Linked DNA regions of Homo sapiens: region 2 is linked to region 1. Evidence: chromatin contacts called from ENCODE Hi-C or POLR2A ChIA-PET data. All regions are on one chromosome and are shown on one strand. Each heading gives the region's core, a stretch centred on a gene start or an enhancer-like site at or near the end of the contact. The rest is flanking DNA. Distances are from core to core; before and after follow the strand shown.

Region 1 (5,445 bases), core at 2,946-5,445:
TGAGATACCTTTTCCAAACATAAGGAGGAGCAACAAAAGCAGGATGCAGAAAAGTACATACAGGCTGGGTGCAGTGGCTCACACCTGTAATCCCAGCACTTTGGGAGGCCAAGGCAGGCAGATCACTTGAGGTCAGGAGTTCAAGAACGGCCTGGCCAACACGGTGAAACCCCATCTCTACTAAAAAATACAAAAATTAGCTGGGCGTGGTGACAGATGCCTGTAATCCCAGCTACTGGGGAGGCTGAGGCAGGAGAATCACTTGAACCCTGGAGGCGGAGGCTGCAATAAGCTGAGATCATGCCACTGCCTTCCAGCCTGGGCGACTGAGTGAGACCCCATCTCCAAAAAAAAAAAAAAAAAAAAAAAAAATTTAAAGATAAAAGAAAACTACATACAATATGATACTAGCTATATAAAATTTTTTAAAACACCAATAAAATAATACTGATAAATTTCCATATGTAATGAAAACATAAATAAATGCATGGAAATGATAAACAGTACAATTGGATGCTGGTTTTCCCTAGGAAGGAGGGAAAGAGGAAACAAAGTGTAATTGGATGAGGTACACAGGTAGCTTTAAATGTATTCGTAATGTTTTATTTAACAAGATAATTATTTTTTAAAAAGTGACTGATGGAGACAGAAAACTGTTGTACTATTATTATAAATAAAAAAATAAACATTCAATCAAATTTATCTTCCAATACTAAGAAAGGTTAGGGGCAGTTTATGATAAACAAGAAACCATCATTAATATAAGGTCACAGCTTAATTTCACAAGAGTATTGCCTTTCTTGTTCACCCACTTTATACATCATATGTGACTCTGAATGGTTTTTGCCCGTTTGCAAAACTAAAATCCACTTTCAAAGGGTAAGCATTTATTATATTTCAGTAATGAAGATATTAAAAATCAATTTTCCCTAAGTACTAAAGGCAAATTTGAAGATACAATCTCTCTGCACCCCCTTTTTTGGCATAATAAGAAATCCTAATAATTTTTATTGATATGTAATATTTATACATATTCATGGGGTACATGTGATATCTTGATACATGCATAGAATGTGTAATGATCAGGTCAGGGTGTGTAGGCTATCCATCACCTTGAATGTTTATTTCTTTGTATTGGGAACATTTCAAATCTTCTCTTTTGGCTATTTTGAAATATACGATGAATTATTATTAACTATAGTCACCCTACTGTGCTATTGAACATTAGGCATTCCTTCCAGCTAATTGTATGTCTGTACCCATTCACCACCCTCTCTTCCTACCCTTCACCCGTCCCAACACACCCTTCCCGGCCTCTAGTATCTATCATTGTACTCTCTACCTCCATAAGATCAACTTTCCCAGCTCCCACATGAGTGAGAACACGCAGTATTTGTCTTTCTGTGCCTGGCTTGTTTCATTTAATATAATAACCTCCAGTTGCATCCATGTTACCACGAATGGAAGGATTTTATTTCTCTTTTATGGCCGACTAGAGTTTCATTATGTATATATACCACATTTTCTTTATCCATTCATCCACTGATAGACACTTAGATTGATTCCATATATTTGCTATGGTGAATAGTGCTGTAATAAGCACAGGTGTGCACTATCCCTTTTGTTTTTTGTTTTGTTTTGTTTGTTTAGAGACGGGGTCTCTGTCGCTCAGGCTAGAATGCAGTGGGCGTGATCATAGCTCACTCCTGGGCTTTAGGGATCCGCTTGCCTCAGCCTTCCTGAGTAGTTGGGACTACGGGCATGCCCCACCATGCCCAGTTAACTTTATATTTTTTATTTTTAGTAGAGACATGGTCTTGCTATGTTGCCCAGGCTGGTCTAGAGTTCCTGGCTTCAAGCAATCCTCCTGCCTTGGCCTCCCAAGGTGCTGGGATTACAGGCATGAGCTGTAGCACCTGGCCAGGTATTCTTTTGATATGCTAATGAATCCTAATTTTATGGAAAATATTGAAATAGGTATACATCCCCTCATATTGACTGCTTTGGAGGGAACAATACTATTCTGGATATGTAAACTCAGATATGTTTGCTGAACAGTCAATCATACCATGTTGTCATCATTTTTCTTCAGTTATTTTAAACTGTATAGCTCATAATACCAAATTTATCTAACATTAATTAAATGTATATATATTAAATGTATATATTAGATACCAAATTTATCTAACGTTAATTAAATGTATAATTAAATATATATTAATCTAACGTTAATTAAATGTTAATTAAATGCATGTAACGTTAATTAAATGTATATAACTTCCTTTCTTAAAACTAGGCATTCGACCTCATTTAATATTATTTTTATTCTGATTGCCATCTGTATCATAACAAAAAAGAACTAACAATTTTCCTAATTTCTGCCTTCCTTGTGTCTCACTGATAATTTTCAAGCTTTTGTTTGTTGCTTATTATTATTATTTAGTGAGATAAGGGAGAAGTGTGTATCATATATAAAATGACAGCAGGATATCACAATTAAGACCTTGTGCACAGGGTGTAAGCCTTATTGGCTTTGTAATTTGGGAAAATCATATATCATCTCTAAACCTCATTTTTTTCTTTTTTTTTTTTTGAGATGGAGTCTCACACTGTTGCCCTGGCTGGAGTGCAATGGCACAATCTCGACTCACTGCAACCTCTGCCTCTGGGGCTCAAGTGATTCTCCTGCCTCAGCCTCCCGAGTAGCTGGGATTACAGGTGCCCGCCACCACGCCCGACTAATTTTTTTTTGTATTTTTAGTAGAGACGGGGTTTCACTATGTTGGCCAGACTGGTCTCGAACTCCTGACCTCGTGATTCACCTGCCTCAGCCTCCCAAAGTGCTGGGATTACAGGCATGAGCCACCACGTCCGGCCGCCTCATTTTTTAAAATGACTGAGTGGGAGGGTATAAAAGCCCAGCTCCCTTGCCTCAAGGTGACATAATTCAGTGATGCCTTTCTTGCTGTGGAATCAGGTGAGACTGGGCTTTAGCTGCCTCTACGTCTTTGTCTAACTTCTCCTGTGCTCTCCTGCTTCCTCACTCCTTACAGGTTTCTCCTGAGAGCACATCCTTAACAAATCCCTTGCACAAGAATTCCTGTCTGGAGCTCTGCTTCTAAGGAACCGGACTGTTGTGGACTGATTGCTTGTGCTCACCACACCTCCAAGTTTCATATGTTGAAACACAATCCTTAATGTGATGGTATTTGGAGGTTGGGTCTTTGAGAGGTTGGACCTTTGGGGACTTAGGGATTGTATTGGGAGGTTGAGTCTTTGATAGTGAAACCCTCATGGGTGGGATCAGTGTCTTTATAAGAAGAGGCCAGAGAGCTAGCTCACTCTCTGCTGTAGAGTGAAGACAAGAACTAGGCAGTCTGCATTCCGGAAGAGGGCCCTCCCCAGAATCTGACCATGCTGGCACCCTAATCTTGGGCTTCCCACCCTCTCCAGAACTGTACTAAACACATTTCTATTGTTTATAAGCCACCCAGTCTGTGGTACTTTGTTATAGCAGTCCAAATGGATGAAAACACCAACCTAAGATATCTTCCTAGTAAGTCTACTTCTGTAGATAGATACATTATGAATAGTGGAGATCTTTGGTTGTTGTTTCTCCTCTAGATGAATGCACAAACACCTATATGTGTTCTTTAATACCTTATGGTTTTGGTTTTTGTAGTTCTGCACATTCATTTAGATCTTGGAAGTTAAGTAGCCACTATAGCTTAGTGCACCTCTTTTAGATCCATACATATTAAAGATGAGAAGCCAAAAGAAAACTCAGGTCCCCTGAGGCATGTGGGAGGATTTCAGTGCTTTACTTAACACAGCTTCCACCATTTAGGGTGAAGCTCTGACAAACATATTGAATTTGCTTAAGTATAGTAACCTAAATTTCAATCCTAACTTAAAAAAGATTCCCTTTAGTACTGCTGCTAGAGACATGATGGAGAGCTAAGCTTTCATGTATGATTACATATGTGTTGAGATCATCAAGTTGAAAGGGAAGATGTGGTTTACATTACTAAATAATGAACTTAATATAAAGTTTTTGAAAAATATGACAATATTTCAAAGATCTATTTCCAAGAACCGAGATGAGAGGGCTTACATTGGTGGTCATTGCAGATATTTCTTCACTCTCCTTTGTTGATAACAACCTGGCCTCAGACAGCCTACATTATTATGAGAATATTATTCTCAGTTGAGCACATCCCAAACCACAGTTTGACTGTAGACTTCTGTTTAGTTTCAGGTGAGGGTATTTGCAACATTTCAGATGCTGAAGAATGTTGTGCAGCCACATTACTTTTTATGATCATATTCTTATTAGATCACTCAATGGCCTTTGGTGCTACTAAAAGCGATGGAATCTGGCTATTATAGACACTAAATACATCTTGTCCATCACTCACCTGTACATAAAGTTTCCACAATATTGGCAGGGTTGGATAGCTAGAGTGGCCTCTCCTTCATCTGATTTATTTCTTATCATAAATGGCAGAGGTTGCAGACTAACTGCGTGGGCCAAATCTGGCCTACGGAGATATTTTTTTGCTCTGAATAGTGCATTTAAAAAATTGAATTTACGATAAAAACAAGTGGAATTTTTATATATAAACTTCGATTTCAGCTTCTCTTGAAAAGGAGGAGAATCAACACTGGGCTCACAACTCATCAGAGCTGAGTCATACGTACATCAGCAGGACCTACGTGGGAACCAAATAGCAAACTCAAATTGGGAAATTTGAGGAAGGTTTCATTCAGTGATTGTTTACAAATGTGTGAACAGTATGTCAGGAAGCCACAAAGTAAAACACAGTACCCTAGGGCTGGTAAACACAGGAAGTGGTTGCAATCCTGAAGGGGCAAGTCCAGGGAGAAGCACTGGAACCTAGAGAGCCAGCACAATGTGGAAAAGCCTGTCCGACAGAGCTGTGGCCTTTGAGTGAAGGACACCGCCACCTTGTAAGGATTTCCCTGAGAGGATGCCGAACAAATAAACATCCAAACTTCACTCCCCGTCCCTCTCATTGAGTGCTATTGCTCCCCCACGGGCCCAGTGAAACTGGCAGCTGAAGTCAAGGGAACCTCTTGAGTCCAGTCCATAAAGGTTGGTCTCAAAAGGCACAGAACAGGATGGAGAAGGTTGGAGAGGGGGAATCCAGAGGACCAAACAGAAGATACCCAGCATAATTAGCAACTCATTCCCATGGACAGAGCTTATATTCTACAGTTTGCCACAGGCCCCTCCCTACCTTCTCTACTGTCTCCATACCAAATTACCATTTATCATCATGCCAATATGATGTTTCTCACAGGACAAAACTAATTTTCTACCAATATCTGTATCAAAAGTGAGCAAGGAATGATAAAGGACCAAATTATTCAAGAAGACTGAGGGAAAACAATACATCAGAGAAATATTAGTATGTGTTTAAT
Region 2 (6,907 bases), core at 2,205-4,704, 39 kb after region 1:
TCTAATCCTAAATTGGTGTCTTTTCAACAGAATTTCTTGAATCTTTTGATATGCAAATATGCATGACGACTTTTGAAGAAGCTCTACCTTTAATTTATTGAATTTATGATGGCATTAATTATAAACATTTATCATTATCATGTACCACTAAGAAATAAAGAAAATAATGTAAGTTAAGTTATGATATGCCATGATGCTGATGAGGCTCAGTTCTCATATTTATTTAATTTTTTTTACCTATTATCTATTATCATCTTGTGAAAGGAATATGGCTGGTGAAGTCCTAGTTTTGACAGACTTTTGAGTTCATATTTAATGGTATGATTTCCATATCCTATCTTTTCTTACTAAAAATATTATTTGAATGAATGAGATAATGTAAAGCTGAATTCTCCAGAAGAAACATGGAAAAACCCCACATAATTCCTTTAAATCTACAATTTCTTCATGGAAAGTATACTATATAGATTTTTGTTATTTTTTTTTGAGATGGAGTCTCGCTCTGTTGCCCAGGCTAGAGTGCCGAGGCCCGATCTCAGCTCACTGCAAGCTCTGCCTCCCAGGTTCATGCCATTCTCCTGCCTCAGCCTCCCAAGTAGCTGGGACTACAGGTGCCCGCCACCACGCCTGGCCAGTTTTTTGTATTTTTAGTAGATACTGAGTTTCACTGTGTTAGCCAGTATGGTCTCAATCTCCTGAACTCATGATCCACCCACCTCGGCCTCCCAAAGTGCTGGGATTACAGGCCTGAGCCACCACGCCTGGCCTACGATATAGATTTTCATAAATTAATTGAAATTAATTTTTCACTTGAAAAATATAAAGATTGGTAGTCATGCATTCTGTATAAGTAAAATGTTCTAATATTAATACGGTAATCATAATTTTACTTACATATAGCAAGCTTTTTCAAAATCAAATGAGAATCTTATGATACAGTGTATGCTCTGCATTATTTTAGTTCCATAACAAACTTTCTGGAGTAGTATCATTTATCCTTACTTAAAAGATTAAGAATCAGCGGCTCAGAGAAGTTAAGTGAGAAGCCCAAGATCACATAACTTGTATGTGCAACTGGAATTTGAATCAGTTTGTCTGGCTGACTTGATGCTATACATTTTCCTTGCACCATGCATTGAACCTTTGCTTTAATGCAATAAATATACCGGGAAGTTATATATAAATCATTTTTAAAGAAATTTGAACCACATATTAAATGCTCCAGAGGAATAAAAATACTTAAAGAAACCATACAGTGAATTCTTTTTGAAAGAATAATTTTGTAATTCAGATAATCACCCTAAATATGTCTGACATGCCAGACCCATGCCAGATGAGCCATGTCATCAAAGATGGTGTAGCCAGGAGAAAATAGCCCCTGAGTGTAGCGTTTACTGGTGGTAGTAATGGTAGAAAACACACAATTACCAGAGATCAGAGAATACAGAGGTCAGAATCCAGACAGACAAAGAGGGATGAGAAACAGCAGTTATCAGAAGTCAGCATGTACACAGACTTAAAGGCAACAATATAACTCATGTATAGATACTAGCAATTAGAGTAGATCATGGAAATCTTATTCTGAGACAGGTCTGGTTCACCCTGGAGGCACTTGTGTCCAATGCCCCCCTATAATACATACCACAGGGATATTTATGTGTGTGATGCTAATTCATAGTATAAGTAGGCTAATATGAAATGCATTATGGGGAGAGACAAGATGGGTTTGAAAAGGTAAATATTCATTCACTCAATCAACATAAAATTTCCTGGGTGTCCACTAATTATGAACCAATATATTTATTTAAATTTTATTATATTAGTTCAGGGATAAAATGGTGTATTGGACAAAAAAGTACTGTTATGAAGATAATTACTCTTTAGAGAATAATGAATAAGTAATTCTTCAACTATGTAAGTTTTCAAGAATGGTACCCCTTTTGTGTGAAAGGTATAAAAAGATGTTATTCTTTCACTCATTAGCAAGCAAGCCCTTACTTTAAATTTCTTCTTTATTTCTTGTTCTTTCTTTTCTTTCTCTTTCTGTTCCTTTTTCTCCAGCTCTAACCTCTTCTTTTCTTCCTTTTCCCTTTTCTTCTCTCTTTCTTTGGATGCTTCTCTGTGAGTAAAAATTGTTAGGTTGTTTTCACATCTGCAGGTGTTGATGCGTCGGAACTCCCTACCTAGAAGTTTCTACTCACAACAGAAAAGGTGGTATCTGAAGTACAGTTGAAGGTAAAAAGCGAAAGGTTGTCAAAATCCGGAATGTGTGAGATTATTTTTAAAACCAGTAGGAGGCACACTGCTGAGGATACCTTCCAAAGGCTCTGCTTTCCCTGACAACTTGTGCCAGCAAGTGGAAGCCACCGTTTATAGAGGCCCCATTCTTGCTGTATGTTCGCATAAATAGAATCCATCTCTTTTTCTCTCTTTCATATGCACACGTGCCTGTGCATTCACAGGTACACATATAAACCTTGGCTCTGAAACTTGAGTCAGAATTGGTTGAATAAACACTGGGTAGAGAAAATTAAGGTATCTGAGATCAACATATGATAAAGTAAGATAATATATTCATTTCTACTTTCACCCACTTTCCAAGAAATTTCGTTTCCAAGAAACTTCTTTGTTTAACATCTTTCCACTTTAGCAGCTGACACTCTGACCTCTGGGCGTCATGATAAATTATTTTTCATAGCACCCCGTGGGTGGAGCTCTGTTCAGGTGAAGAAGGCGTAACATAAATTAACTCATCTGCCCAAGGATACACTAAGAGTAAGAAATCAGATTTCTGTCTCTGATTCCCTGACTGTGGTTTATCTCAGAGGCATGTCTCTGGCCTCTCACACAATAGCTTTTTAACAGAGTCCTTTGTAGAATTCTTAGAGAACTAAATAATTTTGGGTCCTTTAAATTGAAATAAAAGTTATTATACGCCAGTCATTTGAACAAATCAAGCTTCCCTCCTAGTGTTGTTATATACCCACTCTCCCTCATACAAAACATTATATTCATCTTTGAAGAAAACTGTCATGGTAAAAAATGTAATTCATACATGTCTTCATATGTTTCTCCTTCACTGTCTTGTTCCTGTAAAGAAAAACATTGATAATGATTAATTTTTATTATTTAAAAAGTTGACACACATATTACATTGCTTAGACTTAAAATGAAGGCAACAATGTAAATTTTTATAATTTGAACCACATATTAAATGGTCCAGAGGAATAACTACTTAAAGGAGCCATACTGTGAATTATTTTTGAAAGAATAATTCAAATACTCAGTAAAACAACTATTGTATGTAAGTTTGGCTTATTTAAAATATTTTTTTTCTCCTTAGAAATAGACTGGGAAAGCAAAAACAAAATTTCCTTTTCTATCTTGCTATATAAATCAGACGTGTAGTCAGACTTAAGTTTGTTCAGCACTACAGCATTATAATGAGTCAGTGTGATGACTAGTGTGTAACATCTTAAGCATTTTAGATGAAATAAGATTAGAAATGGAAAAATATCATTGCTCATAAGGATTTTCATTTGTTTGTTTTGTACCAATACGGAGTGAATCATAATACTTGTGAAATATTCTGATTATGTCAATATAATATGAGAAGAGAAAAAAATCTGACCTCATCTAGATTTCCAGCACCTAAAAGATTAAAAAAATAAAATTTAATACATTTGTAATAAGGAAGCACTTTAATGTAAGATTATTGGATATGATATAATAATATTCAAAATAGTTCATAATCTAACAGAACTTATGCTTTATCAAAGATACAGAAATAGAAAATCAAATACGTACTTTAGATCTTTACTATGGCTTTTATTTGTGCTGGTGACTTAATTATAAAATCATTTCATTGGCTTTCATAAAATAATGCAAAGGGCGAAAAATAATTAATACACTGTTTATTACCTTTATGAAAAGGGATGTCCATTTGGTTTTCTGGGCTTGCATGGAAAAAGGTATTAAAAAATCACTGTTTCACACCTTTTTACTTATTAGTTCCCAAGGATTTGTTTTTATGTATCAAACAAATCAAGTTAATTGGATTAAAAAAATTTAATAAGAGTTCAGTGTAATATCAAAACTAATTACTGAATATTGAAACAGAATCCAATATTAAGAGCAATAATATAATAATATTAATAATAAAAACAGTGTGGTGTTGGTATAAGAACAGGCAAATAGACCAATGGAATAGAGCAGAAAATTCAGTGACATACACAAATGTACATAAACACACCCATAATATACACATACACACACATAGAGCTGATATAATATAAAGGTAGCACTATAAATTAATGAGAAAAGGATGGATTGTTTAGAGTACAGTAAGGAGAAAACTGGCTCCATACATGAGGCAATTCTGGATTTCTACTAACTCCTCAAAGGGGACTGCAAAGAGATCAAAGACCTAAATATATTTATGTGATAAAGTCTACAGGAAAAAATGAGAACATTTTTATTTTCTAGGAAAAAAGACTTCTTAAATAGCATGAATTACAAGGCAAAATTAATACATTCGATTATATCAAAATTTATTTACATTCAATGAAGGACAGCATGGGCTAAGTTAATAGACAACTGACCGAATGGGAGAAGATATTTGCAATGTTTGAAGTTGACATGACATTAATGTCTGAAATATAAAGGAACCCCTACAAGTTAACTAGAAAAATATACCACTCCCAATACAAAAAATGGTCAAAAGGTAGAAACTGGCAACTTACAGAAGAAGAAACCACAAAGGCTTATAAGCAAATAAAGTGCTCAAACTCAAGAGTAAGCAGAGATATAGAAATTAAAAGGAGATATAATTTGATTCACATAAGAAAAAAATGGAAAGCTGAATAACAGGACCGATTGATGAGAGTGTAGATAGATGCATCTCTTCTGGAGAGCATGCCTGTCATACTCGGTCAACCTAAGTATTCCACAGCTCTTAGCAACCATTCCACTTCAGGGTATATATCTTAAGGATAAGTCTCTGAGAGGTCCGCATGGGGATGAATACAAGAAGGTGTATTGCATTGTTGTTTGTGGTACCAGTGAGTTTGAGGCAAGTGAAATGTGGATGCATACCATGGAGTACAGTGCAGTCGTTAACAGTAACAGGCTAAACACACACATGGTGATATGAATGGGCCCCAAAACCACATTATGCTGATTGTACAAAAAGACGAGAGAAACCTATAACATACTCTTTCTGTGAACTAAATACATGCATACATGTCACAATATGTGAAGAATTTGTGCAAACACACATACACATTAAATATGTTAGAATATTTGTCTGTAGTAAGGAAGGAGGAGAAAGGAAGTGAGTCATGAGGATAAGAGGGAATAAACAAATAAAACGAGAGGGGCCTTGCACAGACCAGTGATGATAATGACCCATTAATGAGCCTATAAGAATGAATAGCTCAAACTTCTGTACCTGAGTTTACAAATAAATAAATAAAATATGTTTTTGTCGTTTACCATCAGAGTGCGTGACACCATCTTGATTGTCTTCATTGACAGGGCTTCTGAAAACGAGAAAGAAGAAACAGTGAACATGGAACAAGTAGATGCTCACCTTACAATGAAAAAGGGAAAAGGATTATTTCATGAATTGTTCTTTTTTCTTGAACCTTTGCTCTGATTTAAAGCTTCAGACATCACTAGCATAGGCTTTAGCCTTATACTTCTGCTGCTCCTGTGGCAGAAAATGGAGAATTGGGAAACTGGAGTATAGCACCATCTATTCATAGTAGACTCATACAATTAATCCGTTGCTTCTGGAGGGTAATATGTTTCCCATTATATTAGTAGTAAATCAACACTTCAATTCTGGGATTATGAGGGCATTTAATTGGTTCTATGGTACACACACAAAAGAGAATTAGTTCTAGGGCTGGGCACCATGGCTCACACCTGTAATCCCAGCACTTTGGGAAGCTGAGGCAGATGGATCACTTGAAGTCAGGAGTTCCAGACCAGCCTGGGCAACAGGGCAAAACACCGTCTCTCCTAAAAACATTAGGTTGGTGCAAAAGTAATTATGGTTTTTGACATAAAACCAATGATAAAAGTCACAATTACTTTTGCACCGACCTAATACAAAAAATTAGCCTGGCATGGTAGTGCACGTCTGTAACCCCAGCTACTCAGGAGGCTGAGGTAGGAGAATTGCTTAAGCCTGGGATGTGGAGGTTGCAGTGAGCTAAGATCGCACCACTGCACTCCAGCCTGTGCAATAGAGTAAGATTCTGTCTCAGAAAAAAAAAAAAAAAACTTACATAGTTCCAATCCCTGACTCCTTCCTTTTCTCCAGATGCTTTTGTCTTGGCTTCACTTTTATCACCCTGAACTCCAAGGTGCTTCATTCCAATGGCTTCACTCCAACTGCCCTTAATAGCATTATCAATACCTGGGCCTTACAAATCCCTAATTATGTATATGACCATTTATATTTTCTATTCCTATTCTCAGTTAATTAACATAGCTGGAGAAAATGGCCGTCAATTTTACTGACTCTGGACATTACAAACAATTGGTATTAAATCTCAGCTGTATCCCCCCTGCTTTTCTACAATCCCATCACTCTTTTTTGTGTAGTCAGCCTTCTCTTGCGTTGTCCTTCTCCATACCTATTAAAAATGTTTACCACTTTCTTCAATGTGTGATTCCTCTCCACTCCCCTATAATCAGATGACCTTGTTTCTTCTTTCACTGATGAAGCAGCAGTCATTAGGTGTGAGCTCTCTTAAGAAAATACATTTTCTTAACCCACAAACTCATCTGCAGTTATACTCATCCTTACCTTCTCTCTACTCTCTGCACCTGTATTCTGAATTTGATCTGAATTCTCAGTAATTTTCTGAGAATCCATTGATTACCCCCTTTCTTCCAT

Evidence for each region. Hi-C counts contacts between places; a loop is a spot of excess contacts on that map. ChIA-PET counts read pairs that join two places held with the same protein, here RNA polymerase II (POLR2A). Pooled maps may share reads with other maps.
Region 2: a loop to region 1 is called in a map of PC-9, with 5 times the contacts of the local background. The contact joins two enhancer-like sites. A Hi-C loop is called at or near these places in 6 of 168 maps with a recorded cell type or tissue (CD8-positive, alpha-beta T cell, K562, MCF 10A and 3 more) and 5 of 50 pooled maps. POLR2A ChIA-PET finds 5 or more read pairs at or near these places in 5 of 52 experiments (AG04450, Caco-2, MCF 10A and 2 more).

The regions. Positions count from the first base shown.
Region 1 is chr5:39,096,221-39,101,665 of GRCh38, forward strand. No RefSeq gene overlaps it. Among named protein-coding and RNA genes, the nearest start is that of RICTOR, 25 kb to the left of the region's middle. Within about 2 kb of position 4,196, at least 4 of the 41 ENCODE cell types and tissues checked have a DNase peak (open chromatin) inside an H3K27ac peak, as active enhancers do; they include PC-3 and PC-9, where a contact is called at or near this core.
Region 2 is chr5:39,135,602-39,142,508 of GRCh38, forward strand. FYB1 (FYN binding protein 1) reads right to left here. Exons shown (of 19, transcript NM_001465.6): 4 at 5,494-5,540; 5 at 3,632-3,651; 6 at 3,056-3,090; 7 at 1,999-2,119. Among named protein-coding and RNA genes, the nearest start is that of RICTOR, 65 kb to the left of the region's middle. Within about 2 kb of position 3,455, at least 4 of the 41 ENCODE cell types and tissues checked have a DNase peak (open chromatin) inside an H3K27ac peak, as active enhancers do; they include PC-3 and PC-9, where a contact is called at or near this core.